3 separate regions of the Homo sapiens genome follow, and all the other regions are linked to region 1. Evidence: chromatin loops called from intact Hi-C (ENCODE). Cell type or tissue: PC-9. All regions are shown on one strand.

Region 1 (8,000 bases):
CCCTGGCCATCACCGTGAGTTTAACTGCCCTAGGGATCTCATGTAAGTGGAATCATACAGTACTTGTCTTTTTGTGTCTGGCTTATTCCATCTAGCATAATATTGTCAAGGTTCATTTATGTTGCAGAATGTGTGGGAATTCTTTTTTGAGGCTGAATAACATTCCACTGTACAGACAGACCACATTCTGCTTATCCATTCATCTGCTGATGGACACCTGGACTGCTGCGAATGGTGCAGCTATGGACGTGGGTGTATAAATATGTGCTCGAGTTTCTACTTTCAATTATTTTGTGTGTAACTCAGAAGTGGAATTGCTGGGTTATATGGTAATTCTGTGTTTAACTTTCTGAGGAATCACCAACCTGTTTTCCACAGCGGCTGTTCCATTTTAGATTCCCACCAGCAACGCACATGGGTTCCTATTTCCCCATATCCCTGCCAACGCTCGTTGTTTTCTGTTTTGTTTTATTCTGTTTTTTTGGATAAAGGCTCTATTCTAATGGGTGTGAGGAAGTATCGTACTGTGGTTTAGATTTAGCAACTAATTTTAAGAATAAGCTTCCCTGCCACAGAATAATAAATATCAATCTGTATTGATCATTCATTAAAGGTCTTTATGAACCAAAAGTCGCCCCCAAAATTCTTCTCTAAAACTGAAAAGGCCATAATTGGCTGTAAGGACATATGGCAGCTGCCCATGAAAAGATGGCAAAAGGCAGGCCTCTTCCAAAATGTCTAACAGCGATATGTATTTTCATGTAACTTGTCCCGTGACAGAGCGTATGTTGTGTTGAAGGTTTTCATCAAGTTTGGCCCAAAGGCTTCAGAGCCCAATCCTTTTTTCCAACTATAATTAACAGCAACTTAAATTGGCAAATAATTATTTATGACGTTTATAAAGTAAAAACAGTTACTAAACTCTTTGAGATGTGGTAGCTTGAACAAAATCTCACAAGCGAGAAACCCCAGTCAAAGGTCTGGGTGTAAGGCTGTACATGCAAAACACACCTATTTTAAATGCCATTAGGCTTCCATGCAAAGTATAACCTACATTTCTCAAGTCTAAGAAGTATGATAGCTGCTTTGAGGATTTATTTAATCTGATGAAAATCATTCTGACAGATGCTGTTTTGAAGATGCAACATTATTTTCTCTCAGGAAACAGAGAGTGAAAACTATCAACCCTGCCCGCCCCATATCCTCAGGCCTTTCCAGACTTTAAAAACTACACTTATTTAAATTGAAAAGAACTGCAAGCCAGGCAGAATTAGCCAGGATTAGAATCCAGATAACACTTCCTATACACTAGCAGAAACTGCAGCTTTTTCACACCCAGACTAAGCAGCCACCTGATGTCCGTGCACGTGGGTCTCTATTGTCCATCTGGCAAGGACCACATCAAACTCTTAAAAGGACCCTTTGTCCTTAACAAAAGTTTGCTATTACTTATTTTCTAAATTTTCTTAATGAAGATTTATACCTTATTGGCATTCTGTGGAAACTGCAGACAGACAGGATAAAATGCCAGAAACGCTCAGTGACTGAGTAACCCTGTGGAATGCAGATATCATCAAGACTGAGTTTGATGGTCTCATCTTTAAAGGAATGTGGAAAGGGCTGAGAAACCCAAATTCATAGTTTTAAAACTTCCCTAAACTCCCAAACAGCAACTATTTAACTCAATATATTCAAGTTACTGCTACCCCAACATGTAACTCATATAAAAATTGAGAAGACTTTTAACATTCTTTTGTGTTCTAAGGCTTTACACCCTCCCTCATCATCGTGGTGCTCTGACAGCCTGGTTTCTGCCCCAGTTCTGAGAGGTGTAAAGCGATGCACTCTTGTGAGTTAGAGCTGGACAGGAGGTTCCCTACCAGGCAGACGGCTGCTGCAATCTATACCTTCATCCTTTCGCAGTTGAGAGCTTAAGGGCCTTCAGTGGGGGCCGCCTGGATGTCTCCCAGGTGGGCCGGATTCTGTCTCCCTGCACTTAGTCCAGCGCCCATCCCAAGTCTAACGCTCTTCCACAGGACAGTCCTTTGGTATTTGAAGAAGGCTACCACAAGCCCCCAGAACATCCCTTTCCCAGACTCAAAGGCATGATTTCAAATTCCTTCACTCTCTCAGCTATTCTCCCAACTGCATTCCAGTGCGGTTTCTAGAGTTTTGCCTAGAACTGTACGCGACACCCCACATGTACCTACTCAGTCCCCACAGGACACCGATATTGCAATAATACTTTCCCCTGGGCTACAGAGAGCAGGTCAGCCAGGAAATGAATCCGGGCTCCCCAAAAGGACCGATTGCTAGTAATCTTCAAATAGGACTGCTACTGACAGGCAACTTGTGAACAAAGTAATTTGTATCTGCTGCCCTGCTCCAGCCTGGCTCACCACAGCTAGTTTTGTGGGGTCCTTACCCTTCTTCCCTTAACCCTGGAGAGCTTCTGCACTCTTAGAAAAATGCAGTGCCCTTCTTCACCCCAAAATAGGATTCTGTGCAACAGGGAGGGTCCGATGTGCATCTGACTGGTCAGCCTCTTCCTTCCCAAGCATCCTGGTAGGGATTAGGGTCAGCTTAGTTACCACGAAGGTGAATTCTGGGATGGGGAGAAACATGCACACGCACACACACACACACACACACACACACACGTGCGTAGTAGTAGTGAAACTGGGAATCTGGTCAAATCTCTGATCCCACTGAAAGTAATCAAAATGGCAGCAAAGGCATTACTGGAGAGTTGTACGTAACAGAATCATTTTCATGTTAGTTTTGACCTGGGTTCATGGAAGTCTACTCAAGTTATCCTCTGCAAATGCTGTCTCCTTTTCATGTAAATGTACTCTATCAGCAGGAAGCATGTACACAGAAGGCAGGGACACATGGCCTTTAATAAGCCACTGGTGCTCTATTTTCCCTAAAGGATAGAAATGATCTCAGGTTGATAAAAGCTACTGTTTATCAATCACCACTATGTACTATGGACCAGGTGCTGAGTTAGGCGCTCCCCTTAGAAGTGCTGTATCTAACTCTCTTGGTCCTGTGAGGCAGGAACTGTCCATTTCACAGATTGGAATGGTAAATCAGAAAGGACCAGTCATTTGCCCAAGGGTTGCACAGTAATAAGTGCTGGGAACCAGACTTGGAACGAGGGCTGTATAGTGCATGTAATCTTGGCTCCAAGCCCAGTCCCCTCATTTTAAAGCAGAGTTTTAGCTTGTCTTCTGTATATGATTTAGAGATGCAGAGTTTTAAGGTAAGCAATCTAAATGTAACCTGAGGGTCCTTTATTCAACCAGACAGTACAATATATTCAAATCTACCTAAAGATTTACTTTCTGACTTGATAGTGGATTTTTTTTCCTGAAAAATGATCACTTATGTCTCTAGCATTTAACTAGCATACAAAGCACTTCCACATAAATCATTAGCTCATCTGAGTTCCTTCGGCAGGTGATGTTCTATTTTACGGAGGAAGAAATGGTGCCTCAGAGAGGCTGGAACCTTGCTTGGGGTCCTGGGGGTGGAGCCCGGGAGGAAGCGCAAGGGCTGTGCTCTTCAGTCGGGTCGTCTGAGATCTCCACCATCTCAGACGACTCTGTTCCTCAGTCTCGGGAACAAAATGCAGGGGAGGCTTCAAACCATTTAACAGATTCGAGGCAGCCGACAGGGCCAGAGACGATTCAGAACCACGCAAAGGAGGGACCGTGGCAAATGGACACCATGAGTGTGGGCTAGAGTGTTGGATGATCCGGGTTCAAATCCTGACTCTGCCAGGGACAAGCTGGTGAGCTGGTGGTTGACTTTTCTGAGGCTTAGTTTCCTTGTCTATAAAACTGGACAGCAACAGACCCTACCTTCTTAGGTGACTCTATATATGTGCATACACACACACACACACACACACGCACATACACACAGCAGAAAGCAACAGATTCTAAACAGGGTCGAAACACAGTTTCCAAATTTGCTTCTAGGCTGCCTGGCGGGCTCTGTGCTTTCCTGAGGAGGGTGGGCAAAGAGACTGCTTTTCCAGGGTAATGACCTTGAGAACTGGGCCGCACCTCAAATCAAACCCTCTGTCAGTGCAGAAGAAGAGGCCCTTGGGCCTCACCCACTGTGTGCTGATGAAAGGTAGTCACAGTGTGTGCTTAGCACTTGTGTAACAGAGAGGACACGACACTAGAGCACTGCAGTGGGAGGACAGGGTACCCTCGATCAGCTTCTGCCCATACAAAGTGAATGGGGCTGGGGGCTCTTCTCATGCACTGATGAAGGGGGTGACATAGGTTGTGGCCCAGCACATGCGCTCATTGACCGGGAAAAGCAGTCTCCTCAGGAAAGCACAGAGCCTGCAGGGCAGCCTAGAAGCAAATTCCAAAACTCTTGTTTTGACTCTGCTCAGAATCCATAGCTTTGTGCTTCCAGAGTTTACAGAAAATATATTCCCAGCTGGGGTGACTTTTTAAACATTTCCCAGTAAGTCGATGGAAAACAAATCCGTTCCTGCCATTTTTAGTTCTTGAAATACCTTCTTGGCTTGGTCTTAATTTATTTGGGCTATTAATTTTCTGGACAGCAAAATAATAATTAGCATGGCTGGTGAGCAGAGGGAAACGTCTCACTCGATTGCACCCAGACATTTCTGGATAACATCATTCTTCAGAGTGTGACAGTCGAGGCTGTCTCCCTCCTTCAGCCTGGCTTCAGCACTGACAACATTTCCACAAGATGGCACTGCTGGTCCTCTCAGCCCGCGAACGCTCCGGCCAGCTCAGCCACCTCAAGGAGAAATGGAAGCCGGCCAGGCACTGCGGGCGAGGGCTGCTGGCACCTGGGCACGAGGGTGCCCCTTCTCCCCAGGAGTGGCTAATTGTCACGAGTCTGACCAAAGGCATATAAAACTCAACTTCAGTGTCGTAAACACAATTCTAAACCCGAGAGAAAATAATCTGGAACCTAATTCCTTCTAAATTTGGCATAAGAAATTTATAACATTTTTCAAAAGGGCACAACCAGAGGTGCTTTTCTAGGTGAGAATGCTTGAGCTCATGTTCACATTGGTCTAACAGCACCTTCTTTGCAGTGAGATGCTGTTTTCATACAACTGGAATCAGCCTTCAAATCCTTCAGTGAAGAGGCTGGGACGGCAATCTGCCCCTTCCTCAGAACTACTGCTTCCAGGACACTGTGATTTCAGGACAAAACTTCATCTCAACCTGTTCTTCTGGGTCTGGGCCAGGTCTGGGTCTGTGTGGGAAGGATGCTCTCATTTGGGGGTTCTGAAATATTTCTCTCCAGGTAGCATTCCACCCACAGATATTTGGCTAATTGTTGATCCAGATGTCAAAACTTCACAGAGATTTTTTTTTTTTTTTAGTTAGGAAAGGCTAAACCCCCAAGTTCTGAGTGTGTTGGGTGAATAGGGCTCATCAGTAGATGACGTGTTCCACACTCTGCATGTAGTGTGAAAGCCACAGACTGGGAGTCTGGTTTAAACAGGAGGGAACCTTCATTTTCCCTCTAGACACAGCTCCAGAAAGCTCCTGTGTGCCCAGCACTCTTCCCATTCCAGACCACTTCAGTTTCTGGCGTGTGGATCTTCCCTCCCCCTCCTCCTGCTCTTCCCTATTGTACCCCTTTCCCTGGATGCAAAGAAGGGGAAATAACAACAGGAAGTGTTAATTACCCTTCTCACATCTTATGGATTTAATACGTAGTGATGGTCCTGGGCCACTGAGAGTCTCAAAATTCATCACATATACAGAAGCGACCACATCTGAGGGGCACAGCCCAGGCACCACTTCCTGAAAGTGAGCCAGGGAATAGGGGGTGTGGCGGGGGGGAGGCTTCAGCCTGGTGTAGAAATCCCAGACATTCTGCTGCCATCTCCACAGGAGTCATAGGCGATTCAGAACCACAGACAAAAGCAGTGTCATGGCACGTTTGAGGGCTTGGGCTTAGGAAATAGATGGTTCTGGGGTTGAATCTCAGTTCAGATGAGCAGCCTCTCAAAGCCTCAGTGTCCATCTGTAAGATGGGAATGATTCCTACTTTGTAGAATAGGGAGTTTAAAGAAAATAATGTATTCACTGTGCTTGGAATAGGCCTCCACTGACAAGCTCATGTTTAGTGGCAATAAGTAATGAATTAGTTTCCTATGTAAAGACAGTCTAGAAATTGCTTTTTGTCTTCTAAAGCATAACACTTCCTTTCTCTCTCTCTCATTTCTTTCAAGACTGGGGAATTTCAGAGTTTCTCAGGGCTTCTTTGAAGAATGCCAGCGGGCCCACCTTGAGTTTCCTCACTCCTTTGTTCTAAGCATTGCGCTGTGCCATGGCGCAGGGTTTCAGGGCATTACTATGAGAAAAGGTTCCCCCAGCACCAAAGAGTGGGAATCCCTGTCCACCTCCACTGCCAGCAGCCTGAACAATTCAAACAGTATAAAGCAGCAAAAATGACTGCTTCCTTTCCTTAATGAAATGTTCCAGAGAAGGTAACTTTTAGGAAGAATGTAGGTTATCATTAAGGGCAAGGGGCAAACTTAAAAAAAAGGGTGCATGTTTAACTACATGGCAATGTGGAACATACTGGGGGGAAGCCCGCCTAGGCTTAGCTCTAAAGCTACATTGTTGGGAGACCTTGGCTGTAGGTGGGCCATCTCTAAAGACGCTAGATCAGGCATTGGACATAGTCCTTTGCAGTATTCAGAAAGGCTCCTGGCACTGCCCTAGGAAGTGCCTGCTCACCGTGCTTTATTACATGGTTAGCTCGTTACAAGACAGATGCGCGGCTGTCCAGCAGGGCCTGAGGACAATTGGTATGATTATTAGTCTGTATAACGATCATCTATGTATTAAAAACTTTACATGTTGCTTGATTTCAGTATGTAACATTTACCCTAAAAACCGTTCCATCTTTGATTCTGAACACGTCCACGCTTTAGAGTCACTCTTTGGAATTTCAATTATGGGGAGGTGCTGGTGACTGCTTAATGCTGATTAGACAGGTGCTTTAAAAATCACTCTATTTATTGTCTATATTTTGAAATGCAATCTTCAGGCTCAAGGGTCATGTTATAAATGGTTTAATTTTTGGGAGGTGGGTGTCCATGGTTCAAAGTACAAAGTATTTTAAATAGGATAAAACTATGGTGGCTCTAAAAAGGAAAATGATCATGTAGGTAGAAAAAAATCCAACAAGACAACTGTCATTGGAATTCCTATTAGAAAGAAGTACACATTAATCCAATACAGACACCAAAAAACTCATCTGGTCTGAGTCTACTTCCATCTCCGGAAGCACAGGTGGCTGACCTTAAATGGGACCAGCTGTCACTAGGATGTTTTTGTGTCGAACCCAGCAACAGAATTAGAGAGATGCCAGAGTTAACTTGCACTGAGGATACTTTCCAGCCAGGTGTCTGGCTGGAAAGTCACAGAGCTACGCATCTAGCAAGAATCAAAGCCTGGCCTGTGAGAACCACGCACAGTGTGGACTCAGGTCAGGGACACTGCATGATGGACAAGGGCTTTCTGAATTCCTGAATTCACCAGGAATTATGTCCTTAGTCCACCTTTCCCACACACAGCAAGGGAGGGAGTTGGTGAGCTGAGAGCACAGCTACTCACCAGCCAGCCAGGCTGATGCAGTAAGTGTCCTCAGTGGTCTCTGGATCTGCAAATTCAACTGCTACCTGACTGGAAATGCTAGCTCTGGGGACCCTCCTAAGGCCCTTCCTCAGATCATACCAAGCACTTGGGCCTTTTCCAGACTTAGCAAAAAAAAAAAAAAAAAAAAAAAAAGAGAGCAAGGTCAAGTAGACAGAAAACTAAACTCACAACCAATTCTGCTTACTTTCCAAAACCAGCTAGTGAGTTGGGATAACTTACGTTCAACCCAACAACCCTACCTTCACCCACGTTTATAGCAAACACCGCCGAGTATTAGAATACAATGGGAGCGCAGCAGGGCAGGCTGTGGTATAGACC
Region 2 (8,000 bases), 110 kb after region 1:
CATTTGTTCAAGTCTACTTTTGTGCCTCTCTCGTGAGTGTTTTATGGTTTTCTTCATGCAGGTTTTGGGCACTTCTTTGCTACCACAAATGTGGTGGTCTCTTCTATCTTCTTACTGGTTTTTGTTTACAATATATGATGAGTATTTATTTTTCTTTGTTAATTCTAAAAATTGCTCCCTTCCTAACACTGCTCTCAGTGTTATAGTATCTTTTCCTTTGATTCTTTTGAATTTTCCAGATACATAATCATAAAGTGAAAAATTTTTTATATTAGAAACTCCAAGGGAATGTTTGAAACACGGATCTCTGAGAAAGTGTGTCCCTTGTGAACCATGGGAATGAAGTCAAGGCAGTTGCCACAACTTGTTGGCAACATGCTAGAAAAATATATATTCAAGGAAAGGAAATATAGCTTTTTAAGGACTCTAATGACAATCTCAAAGCTTTAAGGTTGGAGACAACATTGCAAAAATATAGAATTATTAATTGTCTTTGTCTCTCTACTCTTTTTCTGACAGCCCTTCCTTCTCCATGTCCTTTACTCCTTTGTTTTATATATTGCCACAGCATACAGAAATGTTCTTCCCTCACAGATCCTACATCTTTCTACCTTCTTAGCTTCTTCTTTTAGCTCCTCCTTGCTCTTTTGCCTGCATCTTCTATTCCTTTTATTCCTCTATTTTTTTTGTCATATGTGTTTATTTCCCATTGGTAAGGACATTGGAGTATAACTAGTATTAAGCAAAAAAAAAAAAAAGTCAAATCCAGAAAATGTCTTGAAATACTATTATAAAACATTACACTATACATGTCTTTAATAATGTTCCTAGAAAAACTTATTTTTGTGTAAAACACATAGTACATAGTACAGCTTATCCTAAAGATTGTAGATAATAAGAATAATGGTGAAAATCTCCATTTAGTGGGCAATTCCTAAGTGCCAGATACAATGCTGTGTACTGTACTAAAAACTCATCTATTCATTCTATAAATATTGATTGAGTTCCAGGCAGTATTCATTCTGCTGTGGATAAAATAGATGAAATCTCTGCCCTCATTGAACTTACATTCTAGGAAGAAGACATAAAATGATGAAATATTATAAATCAATAAGATACGATCAATGCTAGCTCTACTCTTCTAGGAGGCAGAGGTTGAAGCAAGGATTTGGGAGGTGCAAGGCTGGACTTGGAGAATATAGAAAGGAGAGGAGAGAGATAAGAGATGTGAGGCTGGGAGACTCAGGCAGGAGAATCGCTTGAACCCGGGAGGTGGAAGTTGCAGTGAGCTGAGATCGCGCCACTGCACTCCAGCCTGGGTGACAGAGCAAGACGCCATTAAAAAAAAAAAAAAAAAGAAAAGAGAGATGTGAAGCAATGTGATGTATATTGAGTTGGCTGCAGCATCATGAGCTGCCAATAGGCACAGCAGGTTGCATCTTCTTTGGCTTGTCAGAGTTCTAGGGAAGGATGGCAAGGAGGAACTGCATCTTGGTATATTCACAAAAGGCAGGGGTTTATTAGCCTGGCTCCCTCCCATCTTCTCTTTTGCATTGGTGAAAGGCCACCCTATGTGGAATTAACTTCCTCACATTGCCAGATTGTACCTTCTGGACCTCTGGTCGTCTACCGGAAAACCACACCCAACCCAAGTCTAGTGGCAGATGGGTGACCCAGCAGAAGTAGGGTGCTGACCAAGAGAAAGGAAGAAGGGTGAAGTCGAGGTGAACAAAATGTGCTGGCTTGTGCCCATTGTGGCTGACACAGTCCTCAGGAGGGAGAGACACAACAGATGAAATCAGAGAGGTAAGGAGGGTGGGGAGTGGACAGATCCTGTGGAAACTTCTAAGTTCTTGCAAGGACATTGCTTTTTACTTTGCATGAGCTGGGAAGCCATTGAAGGGAGGTGTTGGAGCAGAGGAGTGACATGATGGGACTCATGCTTTTAAAGGACCATGACAACCCTGCAAAGTTAGTAATTCAGGCTTTAGAATTGAAATAATTTCCCGAAGGTCACAGAGAGAGGTAGTAGAGTCAGGATTTGAACCCAGGTCCTCTTACTCTAAAGTCCTTGTGCTATCTAGTAGGGGCATTTCCTTTCTAATATATTAGTTGCAAACTTTTTATTCATTTATAAATTTATATATTGATTTTATGCCTCCTTTTTGAGCCTGTACATTTCTGCTTGATGGAGAGTAGAATGGTGTTAGGTCTGTGTTTCTTCATTCATTCCAAAAATATGCATTCATTCCCTGCTGTGTGCATGGCATCATAAATTGTGCTACAAAGAATAAAAAGGTGGACAAGGTCCTTTCTCTCAAGAAACGTATAGACTAGCTATAAAGAGAAGACAGGATTTGTATTTAAATTATTTAAGTCCAATGATTTTCACTTTTGGGGGGGTTCTTGCTTATTTCATAGAATTCCCTAAAAGAAAATTGCTATTTCTTTTAAAGAACAGCCCCATCTGAGAGCTGGCAGCAGACAAAATATGGGATTCCCTCTTCGATTTTATAGATTTTGACTTCCAGCTTGACTGTTCAGTTAGCACATTAAAAGATGACTCCCTCCCTCCCCAACCCTAAGCCTCGCAAACCCAACCTGTGATCAGAAAATCCAGCTGTGCACTTTCTATTTCTTGCCTCATTGCCAGGAATAAAGATTCAGCAATCTCTGCCTAACCGACAATGTTGTCAGTGACACCTGAGGCAAAGTAAAAACAGCTCAGCAGTTCTGCAGCCGCTGAGCCGCTGAGCTGCTGTGGCATTGCATTAGTCAAAGCAAGGATTCCTAGGCAGCCCCCCTCCTCCCTCCCATCTCTCACTGGGGGGCAGCTTCTGCTGCAGTGGGCAAGAATATTCAGTATCAGAATCTGCTCCTCTCATTTTGATGAGGAACTGTGACAGGGCTAAATGTCAAATCTTGATCCAAAGACTGTTCTGTTTGCCTTCAGCCAGTATTTCAAGTATTTTCAGGACTTGAGTCGTACAGTCATGCCCTTTGTTTTCCTGCAGAAGACTCAGGCAAGCAACACATTTTAGGACAACAGCCCTGGATAAGGATTCAGGACACATGGGCTTCAGATCTGCCTCTAGCACCATCTGCCTGTGGACTGCCCACTCTCCAAGGAGTACGCCATGAAGGCCTCTAAGTTCCTGTACCCTACATGAGCTTTGTTTGGGTCTTGCAGAATCCCCAACGGGAGGCCAACAGAGTCATACCTGGCCTTTGCAGCTCTGAAAATTCCCACATGAGAAAGCGCATCCATATTCCGCTTGAGTTTGCCTCCTTTTTCTGTGTGAACATGCAAACTCTCTCTGGCTCTACAGATTAGAATAAACCCTCTCATGACCCTTACCAGAAATACACAACGATTTTCATCTTAGCCAGTTTGTTCTCAGCTAATACATCCTTTTGAGCCTCTTTGTTTTTTTGTCTTCATATGCATTTGTTTATTTTCCTTTGGTAGAAACATTGGAGTATAATTAGGACTAAGCTGTGGTTTTGTATAGCTACCCTTAACATTCTATATCCTGGACTTGTTATCCTTTGCTTATGACTGTTATCCACAGGTTCTTCTTACATGGCTGTGCAAGTCACTTATTCATTCATTCGTTCAATTAATATATGTTTATTAAGAGTTTATTACATGCCAGGTGCTATGAAACCCAGCATCCACCCTGCCTCTCTTGGGAGGCTGATGGTTCTGGGGTTTATATATATGCCTATTCGAGTATCTTTCCTATTTGAATATCTTTGCTGTGATACTCAAATAGGAATAGATACTATTTAAGTGTCACAGGAATAGGCATATATATATAGACCTATAATGCCTATTTGAGTATCTATTCCTATTTGAGTGTCTTTCCTGTGACAACTTTACAAAAAAAGATGACTTTCAGAGAGCTATAACTTTTTCTTCGTTTTTACTGATCATGTTTCTATACCTTAAAACTTCTCCAAGATTCAGTATTTAGAAGTTATTACAAATTCTTCATTTATTTGTATGGAAAAATCTACTTAGCAATGGTGAACTTTTTTTTATCCCCAAAGTACCAAAAAAGATAGAAATGATTTAAAGAAAGATTACTTTTAATTTCGATTTTTTGTTGTTGTTGAGATGGAGTTTCGCTCTTGTTGCCCAGGCTGGAGTGCAATGGCATGATCTTGGCTCACTGCAACCTCTGCTTCCCAGGTTCCAGCGATTCTCCTGCCTCAGCCTCCTGAGTAGCTGGGATTACAGGTGCGTGCCACCGTGCCTGGCTATTTTTGTATTTTTAGTAGAGACGGGGTTTCTCCATGTTGGTCAGGCTGGTCTGGAACTCCCTACTTCAGGTGATCTGCCCACCTTGGCCTCCCAAAGTGCTGGGATTACAGGCATGAGCCATTGCGCCCGGCCTTAATCCACCACCCGCCCTTTTTTTTTTTTAAATAAGTTGTTTGGACAAGTTCCTCTGAGCTACAAAATCGTAAACAATAGTGATATCAGTTTTGAAATAAAACTGAGGATTTCTACCTAGAATAAAATACACTTGAAGCTGCAGAACTTAGCCTGCCAACCAAATAGTTTTGCACTGATTATGAAAAAAGCATCATTCTTTTTCATGTGTAGCAATTGAATTTACTTATGTATCTGCCAAATCGCATATAAGCATAAACATTTAGTTTTCAATTCTCATATCCTTTCAATTTATTTGTCATTAAAAATGTATTTTTATTGTCAATTCCCATTTAAATTAAATTGTGCATGTGTGTGAAGTGTGTATTCAAATGAAGGTGATATAGTATATTGTGGTAGTAGAAGGATACTGAGGCTTGGGATGAAGAGTTTAATGTGTAATCTAGACTACCACATTTCTTCTGATGAAAACAGTCCCACATCTATCCTAAACCATCAGGCACTTTCAGATTTCTTCTTTCTTTCCTATGTGAGGCTCAGCAGAAGTGTAGTGATGATAGAAGTAAGAACGGGCAGAACTAAATGCAGGGAGTGTTAACAATACAGGCATACTTATTGTCTTACACCTCACCGTGCTTTGCAGATAGTGCGTTTTTTACAAACTGAAGGTTGGTGGTAACCAGGCATGAAGCAAGTCTCTTGGTAACATTTTTTTCCAACAACATGTGCTCACCTTGTGTCTCTGTATCACATTTTGGTAATTCTTCCAATATTTCAAGCTTTTTCATTATTATTATACCTGTTATGGCGATCTGTCATCCTTGAGTTTTGATGTTACTATTGTAATTGTGTTGGGTTACCATAAACCGTACCCATATGACAGTGAACTTAATCAATAACTCTTGTGTTTTCTGACTGCTGCACTGACTGGCTGTTCCCCTATCTCTCTCCCTCTCCTTGAGCCTCCCTATTCCCTAAGACATAAAAATATTGAAATCAGGTCAATTAATAACTCTACACCGGCCTATAAGTGTTCAAATGAAAGGAAGAGTTGCATGTCTGTCACTTTCAATCAAAAGCCAGAAATGATTACGCTTAGTGAGGAAGGCATGTCAGAAACTCAGACAGGCCGAAAACTGGGCCTCTTGCACCAAATAGCCAAGTTGTGAATGCTAAGGAAGAGTTCTTGGAGGATATTAAAAGTGCTACTCCAGTGAACACATGAATGACAAGAAAATGAAACAGCCTTATTGCTGATATGGAGAAAGTTTGAGTGGTCTGGATAGACGATGGATAGAAGATCCAAGCAGCCATAATGTTCCCTTAAGCCAAAGTCTAATCCAGAGCAAGGCCCTAACTCAATTCTATGAAGGCTGAGACAGATGAGGAAGCTGCAGAACAAAAGTTGAAAGGTGGCAGAGATTGGCTTATGAGGTTTAAGGAAAGAAACCATCTCCAGAACATAAACATGCAAGGTGAAGCAGGACGTGCTGATGGAAAAGCTGCAGCAAGCTATCTAGAAGATCTAGCTAAGACAATTGGTGAAGGTGGTTACACTAAACAACAGATTTTCAATGTAGATGAAATAGCCTTCTATCGGAGGAAGATGCCATCTTGGACTTTCACAGCTAGAGAGAAGTCAGTGCTTGGTTTCAAAGCTTCAAAGGACATGCTGACTTTTTTGTTAGGGGCCAATGCAGCTGGTGACTAGGTTGAAGCCACTGTTTATTTACCATTTGGAACATTGTAGAGCCCTTAAGAGTTATGCTAAACCTATTCTGCCTGTGCTTCATAAATGGAACAAGAAAGCCTGGATGACAGCACATCTGTTTACAGAATGATTTACTGAATATTTTAAGCCCACTGTTGAGACCTACTTCTCAGAAACAAAGATTTCTTTCAAAATATTACTGCAGATTTACAATGCACCTGGTCACCCAAGAGCTCTGATGGTGATATAGAAGAAGATTAATGTTATTTTCATGCCTGTGAAGACAATATTCATTCTGCAGCCCATGGATCAAGGAGTAACTTTGCCTTTTGAGCATTATTATTTAAGAAATACATTTCATAAAATTATTTGGCTATGGATAGTGATTCTACTGGATCTGGGCAAAGTAAATTGAAAACGTTTCTGGAAAGGAGTCACCTTCCAGATGCCATTAAGGACATTTGAGATTTATGGGAGGTGGTCCAAATATCGATATTATTAGGAGTTTGGAAGAAGTTGATTCCAACCCTTATGGATGACTTGGAGGAGTTCAAGACTGCAGTGGAGGAAGAAACTGCAGATATGGTGGAAATAGCAAGAGAACTTGAATTAGAAGTGGAGCCTGAAGATGGGATTGAATTGCTGCAATCTCCTGATAAAACTTGAATGGATGTGGAGTTGCTTCATATGGATTAGCAAAGAAAGTGTTCACTTGAGATGGAATCTACTCCTGGTGAAGATGCCTTAGGTGCTGTTGAAATGACAACAGAGTATTTAGAATATTAAACAAACTTAGTTGATAAAGCAGGAGCTTGAGACAATTGACTCCAATTTTGAAAGTTCTACTGTGGGTAAATTGCATGCTACAGAGAAGTCTTCCATGAAAGGAAGAGTCAATCAATGCAGAAAACTTCATTGTTGTCTTATTTTCAGAAATTGCCACAACCACCCGAACCTTCAGAAACCACCATCCTGATCAGTCAGCAGCCATCAACATTGAGGCAAAGCCCTCCACCAGCAAAATGATTTTGACTTGCTGAAGGCTCAAATGATCATTAGCATTTTTAGCAATAAAGTATTTTTAAATTAAGGTACATGTGGCTGGGTGCAGTGGCTCATGCCTGTAATCCCAGCACTTTGGGAGGCCGAGGTGGGCGGATCACAAGGTCAGGAGATCGAGACCATCCTGGCTAACACGCTGAAACCCTGTCTCTACTAAAAATACAAAAAATTAGCCAGGCCTGGTGGCAGGCGCCTGTAGTCCCAGCTACTCAGAAGGCTGAGGCAAGAGAATGGCGTGAACCTGGGAGGCGGAGGTTGCAGTGAGCAGAGATTGTGCCACTGTACTCCAGCCTGGGTGACAGAGCGAGACTCCATCTCAAAAAAAAAAAAAAAAAGGTATGTACATTTTTTAAAAGACATAATGCTATTATACACTTAATAGACTATAGTACAGTATAATTATAACTTTTATATTCACTGGGAAATGAAATCTTTTGTGTAACCTGATTTATTGCAATATTCACTTTATTGTAGTGGTCTGGAATTGAACCCACAATATCTTGGAGGGATGTCTGCAGCATAATTCACATTCTACCATATCTGAAATCAGAACGTGTCTTACAGTTGACAGGACGTGTCTTAGATCTGATGAAATATAGTTATTAGTGGGCTGGACAGCAGGAATCTTACTGCTTGTTGATTGAGTAACTGTGATGATGCCTGTTTCAGCTTGGAATCTCCACCATCTCTAGTATATTGCCTTACACACACACAGTAGATTCTCAAATATTTGTCACCGAAGGCAATTATTGATAAAATATACATGAATAATACTGAATTATTAATAACTTTAGAGAATAGTGTTAGCTAATTTAATTAGTTAGAATG
Region 3 (8,000 bases), 1.0 Mb after region 1:
ACAGTTGTTATTTATTTAATCATTCATTCATTTAACCTAAAATTGAATCCCATCAGTTAAGAAATTGGAAAGTACTAGTCTTTTTATTTACTTATTTGTTTATTTATTTATTTATTTATTTATTTATGAGACGGAGTCTTGCTCTGTCACCGAGGCTGGAGTGCAGTGGCGCAATCTCAGCTTACCACAACCTCCTCCACCTATGTTCAAGCAATGCTCCTACCTCAGCCTCCCAAGTAGCTGGGATTACAGGTGTCCATCATCATGCCCAGCTAAGTTTTGTGTTTTTTGTTTGTATTTTTGTATTTTGAGATGGAGTCTCACTTTGCCACCAGGCTGGAGTGTAGTGGCACAGTCTCAGCTCACTGCAACCTCCGCCTCCCGGGTTCAAGGGATTCTCCTGCCTCAGCCTCCCGAGTAGCTGAGACTGCAGGTGTGCACCACAATGCCCAGCTAATTGTTGTATTTTTAGTAAAGACGGGGTTTCGCCATGTTGGCCAGGCTGGTCTCAAACTCCTGACCTCAGGTGATCCACCCACCTCAGCCTCCCAAAGTGCTGGGATTACCAGCATGAGCCACCATGCCCGGCCAAAAGTACTAGTCTTGATACTAGAAATTTTGTTATGAAATAGTGATTTTTTGAAAAGACAGAAAATGAGTTTCACCTTACTCACTGTATTAGTTTGTTCTCACGCTGCTAATAAAGACGTACCTGGCAGGGCACAGTGGCTTACACCTGTAATCCCAGCACTTTGGGAGGCTGAGGCAGGTGGATCACCTGAAGTCAAGACTTGGAGACCAGCCTGGCCAACATGGTGAAGCCCCATTTCTACTGCAAATACAAAAAAAATTAGCCGGGCATGGTGGCAGGCACCTGTAATCCCAGCTACTTGGGAGGCTGAGGTGGGAGAATTGCTAGAACCCTGGGGGCAGAGGTTGCAGTGAGCTGAGATCACGCCACTGCACTCCAGCCTGGGAGACAGAGCAAGAGACTGTGAAAAAAAAAAAAAAAAGATGTGCCTAAGACTGGGTAATTTATAAAGGAAAGAGGTTTAATGGACTCACAATTCAGCATGGCTAAGGAGGCCTCACAATCATGGCAGAAGGCAAAGGAGAAGGAAAGTCACGTCTTACATGGGGGCAGGCGAAAGAGAGATTGTGCAGGGGAATTCCCATTTTTAAAGCCATCAGATCTCATGAGACTTATTTACTACCATGGGAACAGTATGGGGGAAACTGCCCCCATGATTCAGTTATCTCCACCTGGCCCCACTCTTGACATCTGGGGATTATTACAATTCAAGGTGAGATTTGGGTGGGGACACAGCCAAACCATATCACTCACCATTAATGCTATCAACACCTTCTTAAATATATTCCAACAATTTAAATAAAATAGCTTTATTGACTTCCATAAAATAGTCCAATGGCAATAAAACATCAGGACTCTTGAAATGAATTTCGCACATTCAATTCAATCTCAGTGGTTAAGTGTGAAATTTATTACTATTGTTACTCATGATCAATTAATAAAATAATTTCAATATTCGTATTTGTAGCTACTATGCAAAGAGCAGCTTCCATATTCCAGGCACTACGACAGGCCCTTTCCATTGAATCCAAAAGAAGGAAGATGTCTCAAAGGGGCACAAGGACACTTTGCACAGCATAATTCAAATAGTGGCTAATGTTCTTAAGATTTAATGAGGACTATCTAGAGTCTCCTATCCCACCTTTTGTGAGAATTTCAATTGACCCAAGATTTCTGGAAACCCCAGAACTTCATGTTCTACTGGTCATCTGTGGCTCTGAGCTCCCGCTTCTGTAGGAAATATCTCCTTCTCCATTCACGGACAATAACTATTCTATGTGCTGACTGAGATGAGCAACACAACTTGTTCTCCTTGATTTCCCCAAAGCCTCTTGATATCAGACATTGGCAGGTGCTGGGACTTGCAAACACACTTGTGATCCAGAGGGTTTTAAGTCACAGCAACAAAAATGACCTGATTATCAAGAGTTCTAACACATTTTCTTTTTTTACAAAAAAAAAAATAAGAAAAGTAAGAGAGAAAAAATCTACATCTTCTCCCAGAACACTGAAATGTAACATGTTGAAGTGTTATCAAGGAGCTTTGAAACGCCTCCTGCACTCTCTCTCCAGCGGATTTATAGACCATCTCATGTAATAATCTGTCAATAAGTTAAATTCTGAAAGCTCATTTATTATTATTTTTTCTCTACCAAATATCCTCTCCTCTCTCCATATTTCCTTAGTGACTAAAGAAACTCCAGATTCACCATTGGATTTCCTGATTTAATCCCCAGCTTGAGACTGCATAGTCTTTACTGCTTAATTGTCTAAGAGAGATGGCAAAGAGTAATTCATCAAGCTGATATCAACTGAGGAGCACAGATTTCCATGGGCATCCTAATAAACTAATATGTGTTTGTAAAATGTGTGTTATTATATGCATACATTCCATTACAACACTGAGAGCTAACTGTCTTCATTTTATCAGATAATTAAAATCAGTTTCAGAAATGTTACATAACCAAGGCCGTTCAGTAAGAAAATGCTGGAGGAATCTGAAGTAAGTCTACTGATTCCAAATGTATCACTTTTTCCATCATGCAGAATATTAGCCCACACTCTATGGCCACTTATGAATCAGTCCTTAAAACAAGATGGCATACTTCTCCTTCAGAAGCGAGTGTCACGTAGCTTACTCTGTGTCATGGCAGAAGCCATGAAAATTACCTTATCCTTAAAATAGATTACAGCCCAGTAGTACTGAGTGACTTTCCCCCTAATTAACAAAGATAATCAGATGTCCCACCTCAAGTCCTTACCTAGACTTGTGGTGGAGACAATGGTTCCTAACGCTACATAATAAATTGTCTGTTGTTATAGATACTACATATTTACAAAGTATGGATATCTCAGACCACAGAGGAAAGATTCTTAGCAGGAACAACAACAACAAAACTATATTTAAATGTTGTCAAGATTAAAAAATAATATGCAATATTTATCCTTAGCGATGAAATACTAATAAGTAGATTTTACTAGCTAACAAGTTATATGTCAGAGTTTAACAACATCTATGATTTGGAGAAGACCTTAGTTCATTTAGTTAAATCTTCACTCTAATTTAAGTCCCTCACAGATATTCATTCAGATTCTCCTTGCTTAATTCTAACATCTAGGACTTCGCTACTTCTCTCTTTGAATTTGTGGGTAGCTCTGACATATACACACACACACACACACACACACACACACACACACACACACACCACAGATCCTTTCCAACTTTTTTCGTACCCTAGTATCCTATGTTTCATATGGTAGTTAGAAAAGGATAATATATTTTGAGCATGCTGTGCAAGGCAATGGACGAAGCCAGTGCAAAGAGCTTACCCAGCCACACCCCAGGCTAAAAAGAATTGCATCTCAGCACATTTACTGACAAGCGATGGTACATCTCTGTGCTGCCACCCACTGGTCAAAAGGTCTGTCATTGATTACTGTTTGTCAGTGAATTTCCCAAAGAGACAGCAGCAACTGGCCGTACTTGAGAGTACTTCCCTAAATTTGTCATTTGCTGGCATCTTTGAGACCATTTTTTCCATTAAAAAAAAGTCTACCTTATGAACACATCCCAGAGGCAGATCTGCAGTGAAACTTGCCATTGTCACTAGCAATGTAAACCCCAAACCTATTTGTTCCTTCCAAATATATGGGGGGCTACTTAAGTCTTTGAGTTATTCCTTTCAGGCTTAAAGTTCCTCAAGTTTGTAACTGAGATTCATATCTGGCACAAGACAGAGACCTGCCTCTCCTAAATTTTGACGCTTTATCCTAAGCTCTTCTCAGTTGTACAACAGTTATTGAACAAAAGTTTGGTTCTTCTTTTGCATAACCATATTTGAAGACAGCTCCTACAGCCCCCCTTCCTGTCTCACCCGACCACCCACAATTTGCAAGCCAAGCATCATTGATTTTCCCACCTGCAACATATGTAACTTGGTTTCTATATTCTTCACAGGTGTGGGTATGCTGCCGCGACTCATGTTTGGGAGCTTATTTTGTCTACTGACTAAATATATTGCTAATATTTTTAAATATAATATTTACATATTTTAAAATGTGTTGTTGGTCTGCCATGGAATTTTTTTGATGTTCTTAGGCTCTGGTCTAGCAGTTCATTTCAGTGTTACCTCAGCTCACTATTCTGCCTATAGTCAAAAAAGTCAGAAAACATCAAGTGTTGGCAAGGATGTGAAGATATTGTAATCCTCATAAAATACAGAAACAGCCTGGCGGTTCTTCAGAATGTTAACCTAGTGTTGTCATGTGACCCAGCATTTCCACTCTTAGGTTTTTATTACCCAAGGGAAATAAAAACATATGTCCACACAAACTTGTACACAAATATTCACAGCAACACTATTCCCAATAGACAACAAGTGAACACAACCCAAATGGCCATCAATGAATGACTGCATAAATGAAATGAGGTGTATCCATACAGTGGAATATTATTTGGCAGTAAAAAGTAATGAAATCCCGATGCATGCCACAACATGAATGAAACTTGAAACATTATGATAAGCAATATAAGCCCTTTAGAAAAGACCATATATTTATAATTCCATTTACATAAAACAATCAGAATAAGAAAATCTGCAGAAGCAGAAAGTATAATAGTGGTTTCCTGGAGTGACTGTGACTATACCAAAACCACATAAAAAAGGGAACAGTATGGTATGTGAGTAAATCTCAATAAGCTGTTTTTTTTTAAATTCACCCCAGGCTACATAGAATCGTAAGACTTAGAAGTAGAGAAAATGGTCTAACATGACTGATTTTTTATAAACATGGAAAAAATGAGTGAATTGGTTATCTACTGCTGTGTAACAAACCACCTCAAGATTTACTGACTTGAAATTACAACCACCATCTGCTTTGGTCCTCTATCTCCAAATATCAATGAGGACAGATGGCCTCTGCTTCACACAGCATTAGCTGGGGCTCGGGGCTCCACTGCTGATGGCTCACTGGAAAGGTTGCTAAGTCAGTGCTGGCATCAGCCAGGAGTTCAGATGGTGCTGCATGCCTGGAGACTGCGTGCCTGTCCACATGGCCTCTTTACAAGTGTCTTGAGCATGTTCACCTCATGGTGACTGGTTTCTAAGAATGAGCATCTCAGAAGAACTAGGCAGGAGGTCTACTTCCCTGTAGCCCTGGTCACATGCATTCCCTTCCACCATAGTCCTAAGCCTAACTGGAATGAAGAAGAGGAAATATGGAGCTCGTCTATCAACGGGAGAGGATCAGATTCTCATCACAAGAAGGATGGGAGACATAGGAAATTGTGATCTAGCACTCTGAAACAAGACAACTTACCATAGTGAGTTTTAGGCTAAGTTTATTGTCACAATTCCCCTGTTTACTTCGCCTTCCTGCAATCTTTATTTGTGGTCCACATTTCTAACAAAACCACCTATTTACTCACTTCCTGTGTTGATGAAAAATATATTCATATTTTACATTTTAGTGAGGTAGCTTTCAATAATAGACTGCTTTAAGACACCATTTTCACAGAGTTTTCTCCTAAGAAGATGCTGAAAAGTAAACCCTCACATGAGCCAGGGACAAGAATGAAGAATTTGCTATAACAGTACTTAAATTTTTCAACACAAATCCTCCCAGCATTTTCTTCTATGAAGATTCTATTTCCCGTAAACTGAAGAGAAGACTGAAATTAATGGTTACACAGTTGCAGGTAAGTATGCTTTTTGTCTCTCTTGGAACCATCTACACAAATGTGCTCAAAAGGAAATGTGCTAAAATAAAAAAGTGCCAACAATAAAAGAACTACTCATATACAACACTGTATAAGTCCATTCTCATGCTGCTATGAAGAAATACCTGAGACTAGGTAATTTATAAACGAAAGAGGTTTAACTGACTCCCAGTTCCACAGGGCCTGGGAGGCCTCAGAAAACTTACAATCATGGTAGAAGGGGAAGCAAACATGTCCTTCTTCACATGGTGGTAGGAAGGAGAAGAATGACCAAAGGTGGGGGCGGAAAGCCCCTTATAAAACCATCAAATCTTGTGAGAACTCACTCACTATCACAACAACAGCAGGAGGGTAATTGCCCCCATGACTCAATTACCTCCTACCAGGTCCCTCCCATGACACATGGGGATTATGGGAACTACAATTTGAGATGACATTTCGGTGAGGACACAGCCAAACCATATCAAACACATATGACATGCCACCATTAAACATAAAAATAAATAGTAAACACAAAAAATTACTTCAAAATCTGTAATGATTAAAACATTTTAATATGACAACATCAAGAGTTTCATCAAGCACAAATATGTGAAAAATCTCCCAAACACAAAAAGCATACAAAATAAGCACTAAAACAAATAATTGGATTTTTCTGAGACTCTGGGGAACAGCATGCTTTCAAACAGCAGTTAAAAATCACTGAAGATTTTCAACAAATATGATAAACTTGGCATAATTGTATACAAACAAAAATAATTAAGTGTATTTTTATGTTTTTTATGTGTAAAGTTGCTGATTCATGTACTAATATGGTAGGTTTTTTTTCCTCTTAACTAAAACAAGGTACACAGTCTAGTTTCAAAAAAAAAGACAAAGACACATTTTATTAATGAAGGATATAGTTGAGTAAATAAGCCTCATATTAAACTGAAAATATCTCATTCCACCTGATTAAATGAGTTTTGATTGAGGTTGTTTATAGAAAAAATTGCAATTTGGGGGCCTAGGATTCATCAGTCAATGGGCACATTCTGAAGCGATATGCAGGCAGCCCAAATGGAAGATCTAGACCCAATACAACCATTAAAGTAAGGGAAAAAGCATATGATCAATGTAACACTGGAAATGAGACCCCTGCACCATAAAAGTGACTAAGGACTTTTACCACAATTAAGCAACGCATTTACTTTTGTGCTAAAATAAAATGGAAAAAGACAGTAAGTTCATTCCTAAGTCATACTCTCAATACAAATATACTAAACACCTCCTCCATGGCTGGCACTGCTCCAAGAGCTGGTGACCCAACAGTAAGGAGGGGAGACAAGGCCACATCCCCATCCAATAAGCTTAGGTGAGAGTTAGAAAAATATTACAGTTATTGGGCCGGGCGTGGTGGCTCATGTCTGTAATTCCAGCAGTTTGGGAGGCCGAGGTGGGCAGATTACAAGGTCAGGAGATCGAGACATTCCTGGCTAGCACAGTGAAACCCTGTCTCTACTAAAGATACAAAAAATTAGCCGGGCGTAGTGGCGGGCACCTGTAGTCCCAGCTGCTCGGGAGCTGTGGCAGAAGAATGGTGTGAACCCGGGAGGCGGACCTTGCAGCGAGCTGAGATCACACCACTGCACTCCAGCCTGGGCGACAGAGCAAGGCTTCATTTCAAAAAAAAAAAAAGTATTACAGTTATGCAGTTATTAATTATTACCAGTAGTAAGAGTAATATGTCTATTACTGAAACGGTTCATTTATATTAGATCAGTTGACTATAGTTAACTATTGAAAGGTTTTCAATGTCAGTAAACAAACCAGTAAAGCTCCTAGTATGGTAATTTCTTATCTTGGGTCTCCATAAAGACAGAGTCACCAAATCACTGCAGCATTATTCAAGCCGTGTTCTTGGGGGGCATTCCAGTGGAGGGATGAGGTGTTGTTTTCAATATGAGCAGAGCTCTCAAAAGTGAGAGGATTTACACTCTAGATGATTCATTTGAAGAATAAATTGCCTCTGGCTTTTGACAGGAGGTCTCTATTAGGCAATTTCAGGTCTCTGAACAGTATCTCAAGTGTGTGGTATTATTTAACAAAATAATTTAATAAAAGTGGCTGTTTTGTTAATAGGTGGGCTGGATTCCAAGCTTATCTATTTCGGTGGAGGGTTTCTCCTCTGTTGTGGAGGTGGTGGGC

The links. Peaks named below come from ENCODE experiments on the same cell type or tissue, not always from the same donor. Only the 100,000 strongest peaks of a DNase experiment are listed, where the experiment ranks them.
Region 2: it touches region 1 in a loop (6-fold over the local background); 11 of 110 quality-filtered maps call a loop at or near these places.
Region 3: it touches region 1 in a loop (34-fold over the local background); 5 of 110 quality-filtered maps call a loop at or near these places.

Annotation. Positions count from the first base shown.
Region 1 is chr5:10,690,494-10,698,493 of GRCh38, forward strand. All of the region lies in intron 2 of DAP (death associated protein), which reads right to left. Among named protein-coding and RNA genes, the nearest start is that of DAP-DT, 67 kb to the right of the region's middle. RefSeq lists a silencer at 4,795-4,854. In PC-9, CTCF peaks have their summits at 4,738 (motif pointing right) and 4,938; a DNase peak (open chromatin) is centred at 4,788; H3K27ac peaks cover 1,141 bases.
Region 2 is chr5:10,799,380-10,807,379 of GRCh38, forward strand. No RefSeq gene overlaps it. Among named protein-coding and RNA genes, the nearest start is that of CTD-2154B17.1, 16 kb to the left of the region's middle. In PC-9, no CTCF peak of the experiment used is centred here; no DNase peak of the experiment used is centred here.
Region 3 is chr5:11,716,578-11,724,577 of GRCh38, forward strand. All of the region lies in intron 2 of CTNND2 (catenin delta 2), which reads right to left. Among named protein-coding and RNA genes, the nearest start is that of CTNND2, 180 kb to the right of the region's middle. In PC-9, a CTCF peak has its summit at 3,534 (motif pointing left); no DNase peak of the experiment used is centred here.